Linked DNA regions of Homo sapiens: regions 1 and 2 are each linked to region 3. The links are chromatin loops, found by intact Hi-C in ENCODE. Cell type or tissue: dorsolateral prefrontal cortex. All regions are shown on one strand. Each heading gives the region's core, and the rest is flanking DNA. Links, peaks and the distances in the headings are about the cores only. Region 1 overlaps LINC01572 (long intergenic non-protein coding RNA 1572). Region 2 overlaps PMFBP1 (polyamine modulated factor 1 binding protein 1). Region 3 has its middle 70 kb from the start of PMFBP1.

Region 1 (6,672 bases), core at 1,025-6,024, 190 kb before region 3:
TATGAAAATGTGTGTGATGCAGCTAAAGCAGTTGTTAGAGGAAAATATATCACTTTACACATCTGTTATAGGAAGTAAAGTGTAAAATTATCTAAGATTCTGCCTTATGAATCTAGAAAAAGAGAAGCAAATTAAACTCAAAGTAAATAGAAGAAAGGATATTATAAAATTGGGAGTTGAAATAAAAAAATTAACAATCAGATTGATTCTCTGAAAAGATTAATAAAATTGATTTTAAAAAGCTGAAGGAAAAAAACAAATCACCAATATCACAAATGAAATAAGGACATCACCAAAATTCTGACAGATAAGAAAAAGGATAATAGGATATTATTAACAAATGTATTCCAATCAGTTTGATAACTAAGGTGAAATAGACAAATTCTTTGAAAACCCCAGCTTACCAAAATTAACATAAATTAGAAATCTGAATAATCCAAGATCATTTTTCTAAAATTGAATCTGTAGGCCAGACACAATGCCTCATGCCTGTAATACCAGCACTTTGGGAGGCTGACGCAGGAGGATCGCTTGAGGCAAGGACTTCAAGACCAGCCTGGGCAACAAAGTGAGACCCTGTCTGTACAAAAAATAAAAATAAAAACAAATTAGCCAGGTGTGGTGGCATACACTTGTAGTCCCAACTACTCAGGAGGCTGAGGTGGGAGGATCACTTAAGCCCAGGAAGTTGATGCTGCAGTGAACTGTGATCATGCCACTGCACTCTAGCCTGGGTGACAGAGTAAGACTCTGTCTCAAAAAAAAAAAAAAAAAAAAAATTGAATTTGTTATATGAAAACTGTCCACAAAGAAATCCCCAGGCCTCATAGCTTTACTGATTAATTGAATTTAGCATTTAAGGACAAAATAATAATCTTATACAAACTTTTTCAGAGTATAGAGGAGGGAGACACTCTCCAACTCATTCTATGCTATTAGCAAGACCCTGATAACAATGTCAAAGTTATTACATCCCCCAAAAAATTATAGACTAATGTCTCTCATGCACATGGATTCAAAAATTCTTAACAAAATGTTAGCAGGTCAATTATTGCAATATACAAAAAGATTAATATATCATGATCAATGGGGCATTGTCCCAGGATTGCCAGGTTGGTTTAGCATATGAAAATCAGTCATTGTAATTCACTATACTCACAGCTTTAAGCTGTTATTTGTTTCAATAGAGGCTGAAAATGATTTGACAAAATTTAATAACCATTCATGATTTTTTGAAAAATTGTTAGCTAAGGATGGAAGGAAACCTCTTTCACATGATAAAGGGCATAATTCTTAGTAATGAAAGGCTGAATTCTTCTTCCCCTAAGACCATGAACAAGACAGTGACATCCCCTAAGATTGCAAACAAGGTAAGGATGTTTACACTCACCTATCACTACTTCTATTCAACATCGTACTAGATGTCCTCACCAATGAAATAAGGAAAAAGGAATAATTGGCACGATTACTGGAAATGAAGCTGTCTAGTCACAAATGAACTTATTGTGTTGACAGAAAATTCTAAGGAATATTGGTAAAAAGTATCATTTGTGTAAGATATAGGAGAGAGACTATATTAATATCTTCTTAATATATTAATAGCTGGTAGAATGAACAAGAAAACAGTAACAGTGATTACTTATTTGGGGGTTGGGTGAGGAACTCATGGGTAGAAGAGGGAAAAGACAGAGACCTTTTCCTTTCTACATTATTTAAATTATTGATACTTCATTGTAATGTATTACTTATTCAAAAATATAACTTATTTTTGTAAAAAAAAAGACTGAAAGTTGGCATTGCTTCATCATTGTAGTTAAATAATGAGCACCTTTCAGTTCCCAAAACCCTCCATACCAACCACGATAGAACTCTCTTATCAGACTATTCATGTCATGCAACATGAAAATTTCAGAATTATACATACATTTTTAATGGAACTCTTTCATGGGTCTAGTGTGCATTGACATAAGCTGTAGTTTGACTTCTGATTACAGATCATTCACAGTCTATTCACCATGAATATCTATTTAATGCTTTTCCACTCAGCCTTTTACCTGCATTGCTATTTAATAGTGAAAGTAAAGGTTGAATTTTAAATTGAATTTTATTTTCTTTTCCTTATTTCTCTCAAATGGTAACCAACACACTGAAGTAATAATAGTAATGATAGCAGTAATAAAATCTAACACTTATTTAGAGCTTGTTATGTGCAGATACTGTGCTTAATTCTTTACATGTATTCTTTCAAAATTCTATATCCGTAATTCTGGCAACAGAGATGGAAAGTATAAGAGGTTAAATATGAATAATTCAGATTAAATAGCCATTCTCCAAATAATCATCAATTCACTGTACTCTGTAGTTTTGTACACTGTACCAACAGTTGAGAATCGTGTAACAGTTGGAAATTATTGGAGGGGGAGTCTTAAAAGAAACTTATAAATGGAAGTTTTAGAGATTATAGGTGAAGAGCAACAGTATTTAGAACATGCTTATAATCAGACCAGTTCCAGGTCAACGTTATGATGTCATAATAGAAATTTATGCAGATATGTATATCAGATCAAAAATGTCTTCATGTAATTTCAACTGAAGTATAAAATTCTTTTAGCTGAATTATGAAAGTAATTTGAACTCTGTCCACCTGCCCAAGGGAAGTAACAAAATCTCTTTTTTTCCGACTACTGCTTCTTTGACTTTCTTTGTTAATCCTTGGAGACCATGAGTAATAGTCCAAATATTTTATCAGTTTTGAATCCACCCAATAGGCTCATTCACTCTTTGTCCCTCTCTATTTATTGTAAACATGCATTAAGCCACACTGGTAATTTTAACATTCTGAAAATACTAGACAAGTGCAGTTATCATTATCATGAGAATTAACCAACATAAATATTATCAGGCCTCCTTAAGCAGCCGATTTCATCTGCTCTTTAGCAATGTATACTATGATAGCACCAAGAATTCCATCTTTCACAAATACCTGGATCAGTAGGCACTCTACTGCATCCCCAAATTAGAAGTAGCTGTGCTTTTGGCTTCTGAACTGTAGACAGCTCTGGGGGACAGGCACCAAGTTGCCGCTGCTTTCCTCAGCCTCAGACCTAGAAAGGCCTGTCTCAGTGCTCATCTTGGTATACCCTGATAGCTCCCTACATCAGGAGCCCACAGGGGAGACTAATGAAGCAAAGATCGTTCCTGAAAACCTCCTGTACTCAAAATGCCATGCAGTGGCTCTGAATATACTCTTCTTCGTGTATTCTCTCTTCTCCCCTCCCTCCCATATCCGTGCCCTTGTTTAGTTCCAGTTTCCATTAGAAATGCTATTTGGGCAGCAAATTTCGCAGATTGGATCCATCTCAATGCTGCCATGCAAAGAAAACACATCTGTCTGACTCTTCATTTAAAATAAGGGAAAAAATTGAAATAGCAAAATGCTGTAGTCGCTCTGAGCTGTTTCCTAATGAACCTGTTTGTCCCAAGAGCTGTAGTGAGGAGCTTCTCCTCGTTGGTGAGAATTCTTTATGCATATTAATATTATTCATGTTTTCCACGCGACTCCGTCTGACTTGCCCTCATCCCATCCTTTGAATTCATTTAAATAAAAATAATTTATGTGGACATTCCTTCAGTCAGGATTTTCTCTCCCCCTTTCTTGAAGACATCCATAATATTTCGTTGATGCTTTGCGTCCAAACCAAATCGTTATGCTTTTGCATACATTAGGGCTTTATAAAGAACAACAGCGACATCTGCATGTGCCGCAGTGCCAAGGAGATAGGAAAAATACCGAAAACAAAACTCTGTATTGGCTTGGAGGCTGTCTGACTCTCTGTCTCCCTAGCAGCCCCTGACACCACCATGGATAGGAGTAATTGTACAGTGTAATCACATCAGGCCTCATCTGCATATTCATAACAGAGACAAAGCTTTGGAGGATAAGGGGGGAGCCGGGGTAATTTAAATATAAAGCAGCATCTCATTTCCAAATCAAGTTGTGCCAGTTAGACTGTGCACCAGGACTCAGTATTAAGCCAACATTGTTTTACAGTTTGGAAATTGGAGTGAAGAAGATGGAGAAGAGACTCACTAAAGAGGGGGTGATACTACATTTTCATTCTTAACTGAGGAAAAACAAAGCAAGACAACAACAACGGCGACAGAATAAAAATGAAGTAATATTTGAAGAGTCACCAGTAGTGGCTAACCAGCTGCTGTTTTACCAGGAATGAAATAGCCCATTGAGGGAGCTTTAAAAGCCCCCAATTAATATGTTGTGCATGTATAAGATCTACAAAGAACTCACTGTATTCTTTCTCTCCCCACCAAGTCCCCCCCTCCCCAAGTACTCACATATTCCCTAACCACCACCTTTCTGTCCTGTCGGGTGCAGGGGGAAAAGATCAGAGCTACAAAATAATTGACTAATTGCTTCAAAAGTAACAACATCCCTCTTCAAAAAGAAAGGACAAAAACAAACACATACAAAAAGGTGACTGTTCATTAATGAAGGGATAAATTACCGATGGCTTCTTCATTCTCTTTAGTTCATTACCCCCCAAAAGAAACAAATATAATCCACGTGTTAATATTTCTTGTCTTCGTTTTCTTTGTTTCTAATATGATGCTGTTTATTATATATTTTTAAGTGTTGGTATTTGTAGAAGCCTCTGCTACTGCATTCCCCAAAGAGCTACTAGTTTCAGCCCACTGGAGTTTATATTCCTTTAATTGTCTAGTGCAGGAACATTTCTGCTGTTTTGTAAAATACACTGCTCTGCAGGAATTAGAAGAATCCAAGGTTGTATCCAACTTCAAAGGTTTCCAAGTCATAATGATTTTAGCAAAAGTAGAAGACAGATCATGGAACAAGTCCCCGTTTGAAGATAAGCATCATAGGGACCTTTTTTTCTTCCCTCTCTCCCCAACTTTGTACTTCTCCTGGTTCTGAATGCCCCTCACTAACACAGTTTAATGATATGCAAATGAAATATGCATAAAACCATTCTACTGTATGATGATTAAACACTGGAGACATTAACAGCGGAGGCTTCACTCTGTGTAATAATCCTTCCCGACCATCCACTTTGATTGCAGAGTTATGGAAACCCATAGCAGTTGGCAGAGAGAGCGAAAGAGAGAAGGAAGGAAAGACGCAGGGACACATCACCCATCTCGGTGCTTCTCCCACTGCAGGAGAGGTCCCCCCCTTTGTACTGCGTTCCTATTGCTGTCTTTTGTAATCCATCCATGCAGTCGCACCAGAGCGATTAACGGAAAAAACCTCTTTTCTCTTAATGTTTCAAAGCTCATTAGCCAAACGATTATTCCTCATTAACAGCGAAAGCTCATTCATTAAAAGGAAGAATATGCCCAAAAGATGCCAGCGCAGCTAATCCTGAGTCCCGTAACTGGGCTGTAAATCCCATACTACTTGTATATTCCATGCAAAAGGGACACGCGCCAATCCACATTTTTTTTTAAGAAAGAAAAAGAAAACAGTTTATGTGTTTTGTAAAATCCACAAGAGCAGCAATTAATATTCCCATTGAATCACTTTATTTTTTTGTCTCTCCCTTTTGTTTCCAGCGCCTGCCCCTGGCTCAGCGCCCGGTGCCAACAGAACACCTTTCAGGATCCACAGCAACGCAGACAACGTAAGTACCAGCCGTTCCCTGAAACCCTTTTGCAGATTTTTTAAAAACAACCACCTAAAACATAGAGAGAGAGAGACAAGCCTCTTTCCCCTTCTTCTCCCCTGCGTTATGCCACCAGTGTTTCCTCAGTAGCCCCTTCCAAATCGCTCTGCCTTCAAGTTTGTGCATGTCTGTGTGGCATCCCTCCTCCTCCTTCACTCCCATAGTGGATCTTGTAAAAGGGCTTCAGATCGGCCCCATTCATCTCCCTGGTGATAGCAGTGAATGTAGATAAATCTCTGGCTGCCTGCTTGCTGCTGGAGTATGATTTTTATTTTGTCTTCTGTGTATACCTGGGTCAAAAAGTGGGATGTATGCATACACATACATGCACATACACATATTTCCTTCTCTCTCCTCTCTCTCCCTCCTTTTTCTCACACATGCATACATCCTACATATGTGTGTATATGCATAAACATATACACCTATATACATACCCATACCTGTAGCACAAAATATATACATATCTAAACGTTTGTCTGAAAATATGCATATTTATATACACATACAACCTTACACATGTGTTTATACGCAATCGATAGGTGCCTATCTTTTAATTTATACCCATCTATATCTCCATTTAAATATTCCCTCTCTTCTCCCAGCAGAGGCTGTGTGCAATTGCAATCCAGGATTATACAAGCAGTATTCTTTCCTTATGATTTCTAGTTGTAGACCTTTATCCTCCTTTCTCTGCCTTCTTCGCAGCTGTAGAATTGGCATCTTTCCCTGAGGTTTTCCGAGTGGCAAGTGGCACCGGCTGTGGCATGTATTCATGCCGCTTCCTATGGCATTTCTCTTCCGATGTCTGCTTTTTCTTTGTTTGTTGTTGACTAGGCTGAATGGTGGGGTTTTTTTTAAGTTAATTATAAACGAAGTTGAAATAGCAAACAAGCCAACAGCTTGTCCCCCCCACCAAAAGAAAAATTAGCCCCACACAAGCGCCTTCTGCTGCAACAGATGCCCAGATCAC
Region 2 (5,000 bases), core at 1-5,000, 120 kb after region 3:
AATTATAGTTTCTCCAGTGATTCCTCTGGTTTACTGGGCAGACCCTGCTGACTCCATGTTTTTCAGAAGTCCCCAGAAAAGATGCACTTCTGTTTTCAGAAGACCAAATTATTTCATCTTTAGGAATAGTTTCACCACCAGGGCATGTAAAATATGGTGTCAGAAGTCCAATTTACCACTTTTCATCTCACTAATTCCCAGGGCCAGAGGTACTCAAAATTGTATCTGAAAAAGTAATAAACTTGAAGCACTGATCAGTTACTGGAGATAAAACAAGAAAACCCAAAAGAATGTGTTTCTGTGTGCATGGCCACTTTCAGATGCAGGTGTGCTAGAATACCAAAGAATACAAGTCAGGCATATGAATTTCTGAGGTCTCCCTCTGGCTTCCAGACTCAGAAGCAGATCTCTGTCCTGTACTTAAAGTATATAAGAAGGCTAGTTTCTGTGTGTGTCTGTGACAGTAACTCATAGTCGTATAGTAAAACAAAGCCCTTTTTACACATATCACCTCATTTGATCATCATAAAAACTCCACGAAACAGTTAAAATGATTTCAATTTGTGGAAGCAGAAACTGAGGCTAGAGAAATAAGTAAATGATAGAACCTGGACCTCAACCCAGATTTTTCTGACTCCAGATCCCAACTTCCTTTTAACTATACCATGAATACTCATTACGATGTTGAAAACAGACTTCAGTTTTTAAACACACTTCTACCAGAACTACATGTTCCCTAACATGTTGATCAATTGATCCCTAACTCCAAAAATGCAATATTTCACGTGACAGAACAAAGACCATTTTTGAGCATTTCCTGAAACTCTGTCATGTGCCATGCCCTGAGTTACAGCAATGGGGAAACAGCAGGAAACAAAACACAGGCACAGTCCTGCTTTCTGGCACATCAAGTCTAGTGAATTACATCAGGAACTAAGTGAGGCATAAAACACAAAGGACATGTTGTTATCATGTCCACTAACCTCAAATCGGATTCCAGGTCTTTATCAAAGGCTGCAGAGTATGTGAAAGGGACTTTTTTGTGTACTTGGCATATCATGCCCCAGCACCGCTGGTACTCCTGCTGTTTGAGGGAAATGCTAACTAGAAAGAGAGATGTGGCTGAGGGGTGCAAAAGAGCCTGGAAAGACAGCTCTACCTTTTACAGTGGTGAAGTGAAGATGTGAGTGTTAACACGGACTCTGCAGGTTGCTGCAGACAGGAGAGAGCTTGGCTCTTGTTCATTTCCTATAGGCACAGAGAATGCCTCTATGACCCTGACCTGGCACCCTGACAGTTCTGCTCTCCCTCCTTAAAGATAGCCCTTCAGAAGGAGTCCTTAATGAGCCTGCAGGCCCAGCTGGACAAAGCTCTGCAGAAGGAGAAGCACTATCTCCAGACTACCATCACCAAAGAAGCCTATGATGCATTATCCCGGAAGTCAGCCGCCTGCCAGGATGACCTGACACAAGCCCTCGAGAAGGTGAGGCCACACCCTCTAGTCTCCAGGGCTGTTTTCAGGCAAGGAAACGTCAAGGTAGCGGGAGAAGCACAGGAGCCAATTTCCTGCCTATTGACTGTCAATGGGGCCATCTCAAACCCTTGTGTGGGCTGGGATGTCTGTGCAGAGAAGGCCTGCTTCCTCTTTGTGAGGCTTGGAGTTGGGTGGAGGGCGGAGGAAGAGGACAAAGATCAAAACCAAATCTAGCAAGCCTTTCTGCCCATGGGTGACTCGGGGGCAAGGTTTTCCCAAAGTCTGGATTGTCAGGGAAATTCATGCCCCATCCTGTGCTGATCATGGCTGGCCCATCAATTCATGGGATTGGAAAGAGAAGAAATGGAGGGAGTGGGTAGGAAGGAGAAAGCAGGGTGCAGAAAACCAACCACTGTCATTTCCCACCCCTCTCTGGGAGACTAGGCAAGGTGACCGTCCGTGTCACCCTGGGCAGAGGACAGGAAGGGACTGGAACCCTCCTCCATTCAGGACTCAGCAGAGAGGGTCAAAGTCTCTGACAGCCATTCGTCCTCTTTGTCTTTTCCGGAAGCTCAATCACGTGACCTCAGAGACAAAGAGCCTGCAGCAAAGCTTGACACAGACCCAAGAGAAGAAAGCTCAGCTGGAAGAGGAAATCATTGCTTATGAGGAAAGGATGAAAAAGCTCAATACGGAATTAAGAAAACTGCGGGGCTTCCACCAGGAGAGTGAGCTGGAGGTGAGGAGCTGCCAGGGGCTTGGGCTGCCTTCCTGGTAGGGGTCCACAAGGTCACCTCTTGCATCCAGAATTATTTAGCACTAAGTCATTCCCTTGGGCTGCTAGGTTCCCTCCACTTTCTTGGCTCCCTGAACTTCAGACAGAGGCAGCAAAGATCGGAGCATGGGTGCCCTCTGCTGGCCACTGAGAAGAAAATACCCCCAACACGTATCCCAAGGCCCAGGAAGCACCCTCTGGCCTTGTGGGTCCTGCGGTCAGGGAGGCCAGCTGGAGTCCCCCTCCTCACTTTGCTCTCCTGAGTAGGTGCACGCCTTTGACAAGAAGCTAGAGGAGATGAGCTGCCAGGTGCTGCAGTGGCAGAAGCAACACCAGAATGACCTCAAGATGCTGGCAGCCAAAGAGGAGCAGCTCAGGGAGTTCCAGGAGGAGATGGCCGCCTTAAAAGAGAACCTCCTTGAGGACGATAAGGAGGTGGGCATGCCTTGGCTTCTGCGTGCCTCCTCTCAGTGCCTCCAGGCACATCCTATGACCACCCAAATGCCAGACAGCCCTTGGTGGGGGTGGGAGAGCCTGGGAGCAAAGGAAAGGTCACCCCCTCCATTTAGCACAAAGCAAGAGCCACAGCTGCTGGTTCAACCCACCTGTGTTCTTGTGGCTTTGTTGATAGATACTGAGCAGAGCGAAGGCCCCATTCTAGAGAAGAGACTGTCAGGTACACCAGCTACCCCTGACCTAGTCCACTGGGTCCCCTTCCAGAGTACATCCTGACACTTTTGGCAGCCCTGGACCCTACAGTAGAATGGACTAAGTGACCTTCTGGGCTTGTCCCAGGCCCACCTCCCTGAGCAGTGAAGTTCATGGCAGGAGGCCGCAGGACAGCTCAGGTGGCCACTGGGCCTTTGCTCGAATTACAAAGAAGGCATCTTAGGCCGGGCACAGTGGCTCATGCCTGCAGTCCCTACACTTTGGGAGGCCAAGGCAGGAGGACTGCTTGAGTCCAGGAGTTTGAGACCAGCCTGGGCAACATAGCAAGACCTCATCTCTACAATAAGTTTAAATGTTAGCTGAGCATGGTGGCCTATGCTTGTGGTCCCAGCTACTCGGCAGGCTAAGTGGGAGGATAGCTTGAGCCGGGGGGGAGGTTAAGCTGCCATGAGCCGTGATCATGCCACTGCACTCCAGCCTGAATGACAGAGCAAGAGTGTCAAAAAAAAGAAGAGAGAAAAAGAAGGCATCTCTTCCTCTTCCTCCAGATGTTTTTCTTCCATCTGTTGGAAAATTGGCTTAGCATACTTCTTTTTTAGGAGTCACTTTAATGCCTTCACACTGAAAACCGTGATTATAAGTGTACAAATCTACGTGTCTCTGCCATAAATGGTGCCTTCTCAGAGATGTCACCTTTGTGTGAGATGCCACCCGCACAAGCCAGAGGGGGAGGTCTGGTGGCAACTCCACAACTCTGGCCTCGGGTTGGACAGCAGAGTCAAGTTTTCTTTTCCCAGGGAGATAGAAGAGGCCTGACTCGGAAGGAGGGCTGACAGGCCTGTGCTCCCACCTCTGACTGTCTCGTTTTCTTCTTGTACCCAAGCCCTGCTGCCTGCCCCAGTGGTCTGTGCCCAAAGACACCTGTAGGCTCTACCGAGGGAATGATCAGATTATGACCAACTTGGAGCAATGGGCAAAACAGCAGAAGTGAGTATGGGAGGAAAAAGGGAGGCAGGGTCCGAGGCCTGGACTGAGCCGAGGAGCCACATGCGTGCCAAAGATTAGTCACACACACCCCTGCACTCCTGGAAAACAGATCCAGTCTCAGCCCACACCCAAGGGATGGAAATAAGATGGAGAGGAGGGCTCAACCCTTCAGGCAGGCCTGGAAAGCCCTCTGCTGAGCTGGAAACAGCGATGGCAGGAAGGAAGGGGTGCTTTGCTCGGCAGCAAGAAGGAAGGGGGACATTGGCTCAGATATCCTCCTCCCATCCCAGGATCCAGCTTCACTGCCTGGCCCCCTTGAACTCATTCCCTTGAACTCACCTGGGGCTCACAGGATTTTGCATAGGAGTTGAGTTCAGAGAGTCCTCTGAATCCCCAGGTGCTAGGAAGGCCTTAGCTCTGCGGACGGGGTGATGCGTGGGGGACGTGGGATGCAGCAGCAGTCTTGCTGAGAACCCAGCATCCCATTCAGCCAGCTGCACCCTTGCTCGCGGGAGGCTGGCGACTGGCTGCTGTTTTCTCCTGTGATTTTATTACAGGGTCGCCAATGAGAAACTAGGAAACCAGCTCCGAGAGCAGGTGAAATACATTGCCAAGCTGAGTGGCGAAAAGGAGTAAGTCATCTTAAACCACCCTGGCTGCTTCCTGGGAGCTGACAAGAAGGGTCAGCAGGGAGCCAGGGCTGGCTTTAGCCCTTGATAGGGGGATCAGCCCAGGAAAGGCCTGGTGCTTTGGAAAGACCCCCAGGTCTCGAATCTGCATCTATGTGACCTTGGGTATATCACTTGACCTCTCAGGGCCTTAGTTCTCTCACCAAAAATCCAAAGGGAGTTTAGTAGTCTTTTTGCTCCTTCCTGCTCTCATGGTTCTCAGAGGTCAAGGGTGCTAAGCAGGGAACAGGCACTGAAAGGCAGACTGGATTATTTAGGGCAGGGGCTGAGATGCTCTAACAGATCCCAAGTGAAGGAACAAACAAGGAACATCTCTTCATGAAATCATCAGGTGAGCAGGCCAGGTTGGAGGAGCCCTTCTGTTCCACCTGCTCATCTGGGGGCCTGTGGTCTTGCTTCCCCTCAT
Region 3 (6,672 bases), core at 961-5,960:
TTCTGTCTATAAAATGAGGAGAATTGATTAAATAATCCCTGAGATCCCCCCCAGTGCTAACATTACCTGAACTCATTAATCCCTTTAGCCCTAGGAGAAAACTGCAACTCTGAGGAATTGACTGCCCCCACCAGGATTACACGGGGAGTAAGGAGTAAATGCAAAACTGGAACTGGAACCCAAGTCAGTTGCCCGACTCTCATGCCCCCCATGCTCTCTTGCGTGCCCAAAACTGACCAGAGCATCACGCAGCGGGGCCCCTTGCTCCCTAACCTCTTGCACCCTTGGAGTGGCAGAGTTTCAGGCCAGCTCTGGTTTTTGTTTTGTTTTTTAACCCCTTCCATTCTTCTGTGAATCAAGAAGGGAAGTGGCTAGCCTGGGGAGTGAAAGGGATTTGTTGCACTGGAAGAAATAAAATTTAGCCTAACTTTAATAAACTAAAGAATATTTCTCCCAGCATTTACAGCTCAAGCATCTTCTGTTGGTCCCCATACCAGTAGGAGATTTGGTCATCCTTTTGGAGAAAGTGAAAGGATTTTCCACCCAGTTTTGGAGGAAAAGAAATCTTTAGATGTGGCCCTTTGTCTTAACCACCCATTGCTCTTGTTTTATGTGGCTGGAATCTCAGTCATACTTGTTTCCTTTCTGGTGCAATTATGGCAATTCTTCAAGGACCCAGTAGAACCTGAGAAAGCAGGGAGAGGGGAGAAGAAGGAGAGGGGACGTATTTTCAACAAACTGACCTATCCTTTATCCTTTAGTGTCAATTTTGGCAATATTTGCATCTATATTCTTTTCTACACATTTACAACCCACTTACACATAACAGGGACTCTGGTCTCTAGCTACTGGGAATGAAGCTTTCCTCTTTTGTTTATTATCTCTCTTTTTTTTCTTGTCTGTGTCCATTTCAATATTAGAATAATCATTACCCTCAATAGCTAAAATATCTGTGCAGGGTTTGTTTTTTTAATAAGTATTTTTCATTTGACTGAACCGATTTCATCAAAGGAGGTTAATGTGATCACTTTAATTTGCAAAATGCCTTCCTCTTTTTATTTCTTCTGCATTTGATTTTGAGCACACGTTTAATTGTTTTTGAGGGTTTGTGTTTCAGCCTCAGCTGGACATGCAGAATAGGCTCTAGACAGTCTCAGAATTTCATTATGACCAAGGAACCACTATTCTATAAACACTGAAAATTGGAAATTATCTCTAGAGCTGTTTGTTAACGAAGTCGAAGGCTAACCTTTAGGGCTCATTAAAATTCCACTGATGAAAACTCTCGTGCAGGTCAGTCCCTCTTTCAGGAATCTATCCCTGTGTTACGAGTGCTGGTGTGCGGAAATCAGTCTGGACCCTCCCCTTTGCCCTCCCCTTTAATCTCTTGGTCTGGTTTAGGCAGAGATCTTTAAAGCTTATAGATTCTCTTTCTCCCTACTCAGAGTATGTGTTGTGAATCCAAACAAACATGAGTAGGTCTCTGAATGTGTAACTGTGACTGAGCCACTTGGACTGGCAGTCCTGCTGAATCTCCCTTCCTCCATCAATAAAGGAACAGAGTTATTGATACTGGGGATAATTAAGAGGGGCAAAAAGAGGGGTACATTTTCTGTACCTGACAGTAGAAATAAACATGGAGGCAGAGGCAAGAAATGACAAATCTCCAATTTACACCAGTATACAAGTACACTGCACAATTGGTGGAATGCAATGAGTTGTTTTAATGAATCTATTTGCAAATGACAGTTAAAATACAGCCATTCTTTTCCAGAGATCCCTGCATGGTGACAGTGGCCACTCTCCTGTCCTGCTGGCAGATGAAACCTCCCAAATCCTCCCAAAGTGCTGCAGCATCCACGTGCAGAAGGGTATTTGCATTCACTTGGTGCCTCATTGTAAGGAAGGACACCATTGACAGCACATAACATCACTATTATTATTGCTAAACAGATGGAAAATAATTGTTTATGGAATTTGTGTTTTAATCGCATTAATGTCTTTGGCAGGAAGATCCACCTAAGTACACAATTCAAAGCCTGCCTTTGATCTGGGCCCCTTGGGGGCATTTTCCATGACTGATAAAATGCTCCTCTGAGTTCATAGGCAAATGATGAAAATGATAAAAAGACAAAAGTCAGGCACCAACCTCCCATTTGGATATTTTGTCTCCTTGGAGAATCACAAGCTCACCAGGCTTGCAGTCATGCTGACGATACAACACATCTCACCCTGTTATACCCACCCAGGGCTCAATATGAACGCCTTCGTCGCTCTCCTCCCTTCTTTTCCAGTTCCCTCCTCCCCTTTGCACACAAACACACACATGCTTGATGCAAGAATTCATGTGCTCTCTCTTTTCAAAGATTCTTACTGCCTTTTTATATGGGCCAGTTTAGATGCTTATAAAGTATTTCTCAATAATAGCCCTTACACATATTTTCCCCTTTCATCCATCACGCATTTCTTGGTTAGCATTATATTGTGACAAGATAGAAATCAAAAGCATTGCTTTTAATGAAAATGAACGTTCTAGTTCGGAAACAGTTTGTCTTCTAAATATTCTGCCATAAATCAGGCTGAGTGCAGTGTAATCAAGACCAAACCCTGAAAACTTGACAATTTCCCTCTTACCAAGACCCAAAGGACAGAAGCTAATGTAGAAATTTTGATAGCTAGTGAAAAAGAAAAGGTTCTATAGATTTTTGTCTCACAAGCACAATCCCCATCTTTTCTTCTCCTGAGAAGGTTAATTAGATACTTTCCTTTACTCTTAGAATAAAGAGAACTAAGGAGGTTTTAAATTCATAAATGTATTTTTTTGTTTATTTGTTTGGTGTATTTTTCCCTCTCATTCTTTCTCCTCTGCAGAACACAACTAGTAAATGATTGGATCTTTGACAGAACAAAGGTATTTTTGATGGGCTCTGTAATCTAGTGCGCTAATGCGCCCAGTCCCCTCATTGTCTTGCTGTCTGATCCCATCCCTTCTGCCAGACAGTCACTGCGGGATGAGTCACTTTTAATGTCTGATAATCAAGGTGAATTTTCAAAAAGCTGCCATTTTGGAATTATGCACTATATCACGGTGTCAGGGAGGAGAAGAGAAGGAAGGATGAAGGGAAGGCTAAGATAGACACCTACTGCACATTGAGAGAACTGCAGGACACAACCAGCACCGTGCCAGACAAGATGTGTCCGGAGGGTCCAAGTCGATCAAGGCATACATAATGAGAAGGAGACTATGTTAATTATAAATTAAAAATAACTTCTATGATAATGAAGATTATATGCACAGGAGGAAATGTCTTAGTTAAAACAGACTGGAGGGATGCAATTAAACACCAGCCATTTGGGGGTATGAATTCTGTACCTACTGAATATATTGTGGTCCATTAAATAACCTAATACAAACTTACATTTGAAAAAGAATAGAAGTGAACTGTGGCTGTCTCCATGGATGCTGAATTGTCTGCCATCCTTATTTAAAGCAACACAAGCGAAGGGATGTTACTTAGTAGATGAAAACAGCCTTCCTTCAACTAGGGAGACTGGTTATTTCTGGAATCATTTAAAGAACTGAACCCACCCCCATGAAGTAGAGAGGGAGATACTGGAAACCCTCGGTAAACAAAGGCCAATCAAATATTCTTGCAAGGCTTTGGCTGTTCAAATATATGGCAGTCAGTGTCTTCTCTAAGGTAATTAACTGAACCCACTGTTAGGTATGATGGCTTTGAAATTTTTTTAATTATTGGCATTATATTAAATAGTAGGGTAGCTGAAGGAAAATGACATAATATGAGAATAGCCTGCTACTTTTGTTTATTATTCAGAGAAGTGAACACCTATAAATAGAACCAGGATGTTTTGACTAGGGAAATGCTATCCTCATTACAGCTGGGAGATGCTGGAGTGATTTAAAGCCAAAGCTTCAAAGCTTTGTCCTGCTGTATAAAAGCATGAGGGTTTTCATGGCTGTTTCAGTGGTCGGTGAGAGCCTGCAGGTGCTTTATCTGTCCTGGAGGAGGGAGGAGAGCCATTTCTGAGAGTGCTATTTTGTAACCATGATGAGTACTTACATATTCCTCCAAGAGGTATTTAAATACCTACATATCTTCTTTAACATAAGTTATGTTTACAGATTATTACACCTTCATATTGTCTACCAAGGTTAAGTAGTCCCTCCTCCCCTTAACCCCCTCCACCTGCACCTTTGCCACTCTCTCTCTCTCTCTCTTGCACGCTCTCCCTGTCTCTCTCTCTCTCTCTCTCACACACACACCACCCAACACACAATTGCAAAATAAGGAAAGATAACAGAGTTACTGTGTTACTACTGTCATATTTACATATAAAAAGATTCAAAATATGAAGAATATTTGAGATGGAAAGGACCCCTTAGAGATCTTTTGGTACAGCCCTAATTGTACTGACATAACAGAGAAGTGACTTGTCCTAGGACACTCAGCCGGAGAACAGCAGATGCCAGGCTGGCATGCTTTCTGCCACAGCATGCTGTCTTCCCATTAAAAGAATTAAGCCTCTACAGCTTGGCTGCACCATGATTCAAGCACAGATGTCACAATGAAAAAATAAAAACCTAAGGAAGAGATAAGAATCATATGCACTTTCAACCATGATACAAAGGAATAAAATAGAATATGGTATGAAATTAAGGAAACCAAAATGCTAACGAACATCTATCTTAACAAAATGATCTGCCTAGTCAGGAATTCTATTAGAAGGCAGAATTGTCCTACTTTTAGTAGAGACGTTTGGAATTAGCCAAGAAAGCAAGCGCTGCTTGCAAAAATCACAATGCTTTATTTCTGTCTATATATTTTCATCTGAAACATTAGAATAATTTGGTCATATTCAAGTATGTAGTCGTTGAGATTCTGACTAAGCTCTGCAAACTAGTAACCATGTTAAGTTACTAGAAAGAAACCAGCATTTCCTTTTATTCCTGTAGAATCTAGGTCTTTAGCAGGTACAGCCTCCTTGTTCTCTGCGCCACAGTCTACCTGATATGACCTGTTAGGTATTTTTGCATCTATAACTTGTATTTACCTCCTGATATGTCCTCCCTCCTATTGGACTAATCTCTAGCTGAAATGTTCTGTGCATTTTTATTAAAATATTTCCCTGGTGCTTAAGGAACCTGAGGTTCTGGGTAAGAAACCCCTAAACCCTCGAGTATATCTCCTATTTTAATATTAAACCTCATGGGTTTTCTTCACAAACACCTAATGACAACAGGAACATTCTTTTTTTTTTTTTTTTCTTTTTTTTTTTTTTTGTACATGGAGTCTCTCTCTGTCACCAGGCTGGAGTGCAGTGGTGCAATCTTGGCTCACTGCAACCTCCGCCTCCTGGGTTTAAGCGATTCTCGTGCCTCCCGAGTAGCTGGGATTACAGGCACATGCCACCACACCCAGCTAATTTTTGTATCTTTAGTAGAGACGGGGTTTCACCATGTTGGCCAGGATGGTCTCGATCTCCTGACCTTGTGATCCACCCGCCTCGGCCTCCCAAAGTGCTGGGATTAGAGGTGCAAGCCACTGCGCCCAGCCAACAGGAACATTCTTGGAGGCACTAGATGATAGTAATGATAAACCAGACATGATTGTAAACCAAATAGGACCTCTCAGTAGCTGTACTTTTCCTTCTAAAAAAGGTTTAAAGAAAGGCCCACACTAGGAATTAAACGGTAAAAAAGAAAATGCATATAAATTGAGAATGTGTTTTATTTAGCATCGCAGAGAATTTTGGGGTAGATAAAGGAATGGATCAAAAGATTATGTATCATGTAAAAAGCCTTAACAAAATATGTGGTGATCAACAGACAATGGAAGGGTTACAAAAGAACAAACTGATTCCTTCAAGTCTCAAAACAAATGGCCTTTCATAGTCTTCCTGATCCTACTTTTTGCTTCTGAGGAAGAAAAAATTGAAGAATATATGTGTGGCTGGTGGGGTAAACATGGAAACATGTTATCGTTGTTTTTGCTTAGAGAGCCATCAGGAGTCTTAATGAGATTTCAGTTTCAATGGTACTATTAGGAAAAAAGTTTCTCAATCTCAGCACTAATAACATTTGGGGCTAGACAATTCTTGTTTTGATTTTTTCCTTACTTTTTGCAAAATCCCTTTTCCTGTTTTTTTGTTTTTTTGGGTATATTTTATTATGCAGCACCCTCTTCATAGAATTGACAGGATAATTATTTGCTGAGGGGAGGCAGAGGAGGGGCTGTCCTATGCATTTTAGGATGTTTAGCACCATCCCTGGCCCCTACCCACTAGATGTCAGTAACGCCCACCCCACCAAGCTGTGACAATTAAAATGTCTCTAGACATTGCTCCATGGGGAGCAAGATCACCTCTGGTTGAAAACCACTAGACTAGAGTGAATGGTTGTTATTTTAGAAAATAGGCTTGGTTGTCCCATGTTTTGGAGACAATCTTTATCTATGCAATAAAGCCTGTGTTTCTGAAAATATGCTCAAAACATAGCAGGTACTTTATGGTTCCTGATATTGCCTGTGAATAGGTCCTTCCACAGAAGTCTGAAAGCTCAAGATATATAATTAAGTCTAAAGGGAAGCATGTTTCAAAAAGAAGTGAGCAATTGATTACTGACATATAGACTATAAGGAACTTAAACAAATT

What was found. Hi-C counts contacts between places; a loop is a spot of excess contacts. Peaks named below come from ENCODE experiments on the same cell type or tissue, not always from the same donor. Only the 100,000 strongest peaks of a DNase experiment are listed, where the experiment ranks them.
Region 1: a loop joins it to region 3, with 4 times the contacts of the local background. A loop is called at or near these places in 3 of 110 quality-filtered maps.
Region 2: a loop joins it to region 3, with 4 times the contacts of the local background. A loop is called at or near these places in 13 of 110 quality-filtered maps.

What each region holds. Positions count from the first base shown.
Region 1 is chr16:72,426,375-72,433,046 of GRCh38, reverse strand. It overlaps LINC01572 (long intergenic non-protein coding RNA 1572), which reads left to right. Exons shown (of 14, transcript NR_126330.2): 7 at 5,590-5,657. It overlaps LOC124903718 (a long non-coding RNA gene), which reads right to left. Exons shown (of 2, transcript XR_007065114.1): 1 at 2,984-6,672. Among named protein-coding and RNA genes, the nearest start is that of LINC01572, 240 kb to the left of the region's middle. In dorsolateral prefrontal cortex, for the core only: a CTCF peak has its summit at 3,765; DNase peaks (open chromatin) are centred at 3,796, 5,211, 5,606 and 5,858; H3K4me3 peaks cover 5,000 bases; H3K27ac peaks cover 5,000 bases; H3K27me3 peaks cover 950 bases.
Region 2 is chr16:72,122,451-72,127,450 of GRCh38, reverse strand. It overlaps PMFBP1 (polyamine modulated factor 1 binding protein 1), which reads left to right. Exons shown (of 21, transcript NM_031293.3): 15 at 1,319-1,483; 16 at 2,046-2,213; 17 at 2,517-2,684; 18 at 3,802-3,905; 19 at 4,463-4,537. Among named protein-coding and RNA genes, the nearest start is that of DHX38, 31 kb to the right of the region's middle. RefSeq lists enhancers at 1,394-1,895, 2,440-2,499, 2,510-2,619. In dorsolateral prefrontal cortex, for the core only: CTCF peaks have their summits at 214, 518, 2,185 and 2,385 (motif pointing left); DNase peaks (open chromatin) are centred at 2,048 and 2,370; H3K4me3 peaks cover 488 bases; H3K27ac peaks cover 2,179 bases.
Region 3 is chr16:72,238,516-72,245,187 of GRCh38, reverse strand. It overlaps a transcript of PMFBP1 not described here. Among named protein-coding and RNA genes, the nearest start is that of PMFBP1, 70 kb to the right of the region's middle. In dorsolateral prefrontal cortex, for the core only: CTCF peaks have their summits at 2,945 and 3,146; a DNase peak (open chromatin) is centred at 3,160; H3K4me3 peaks cover 711 bases.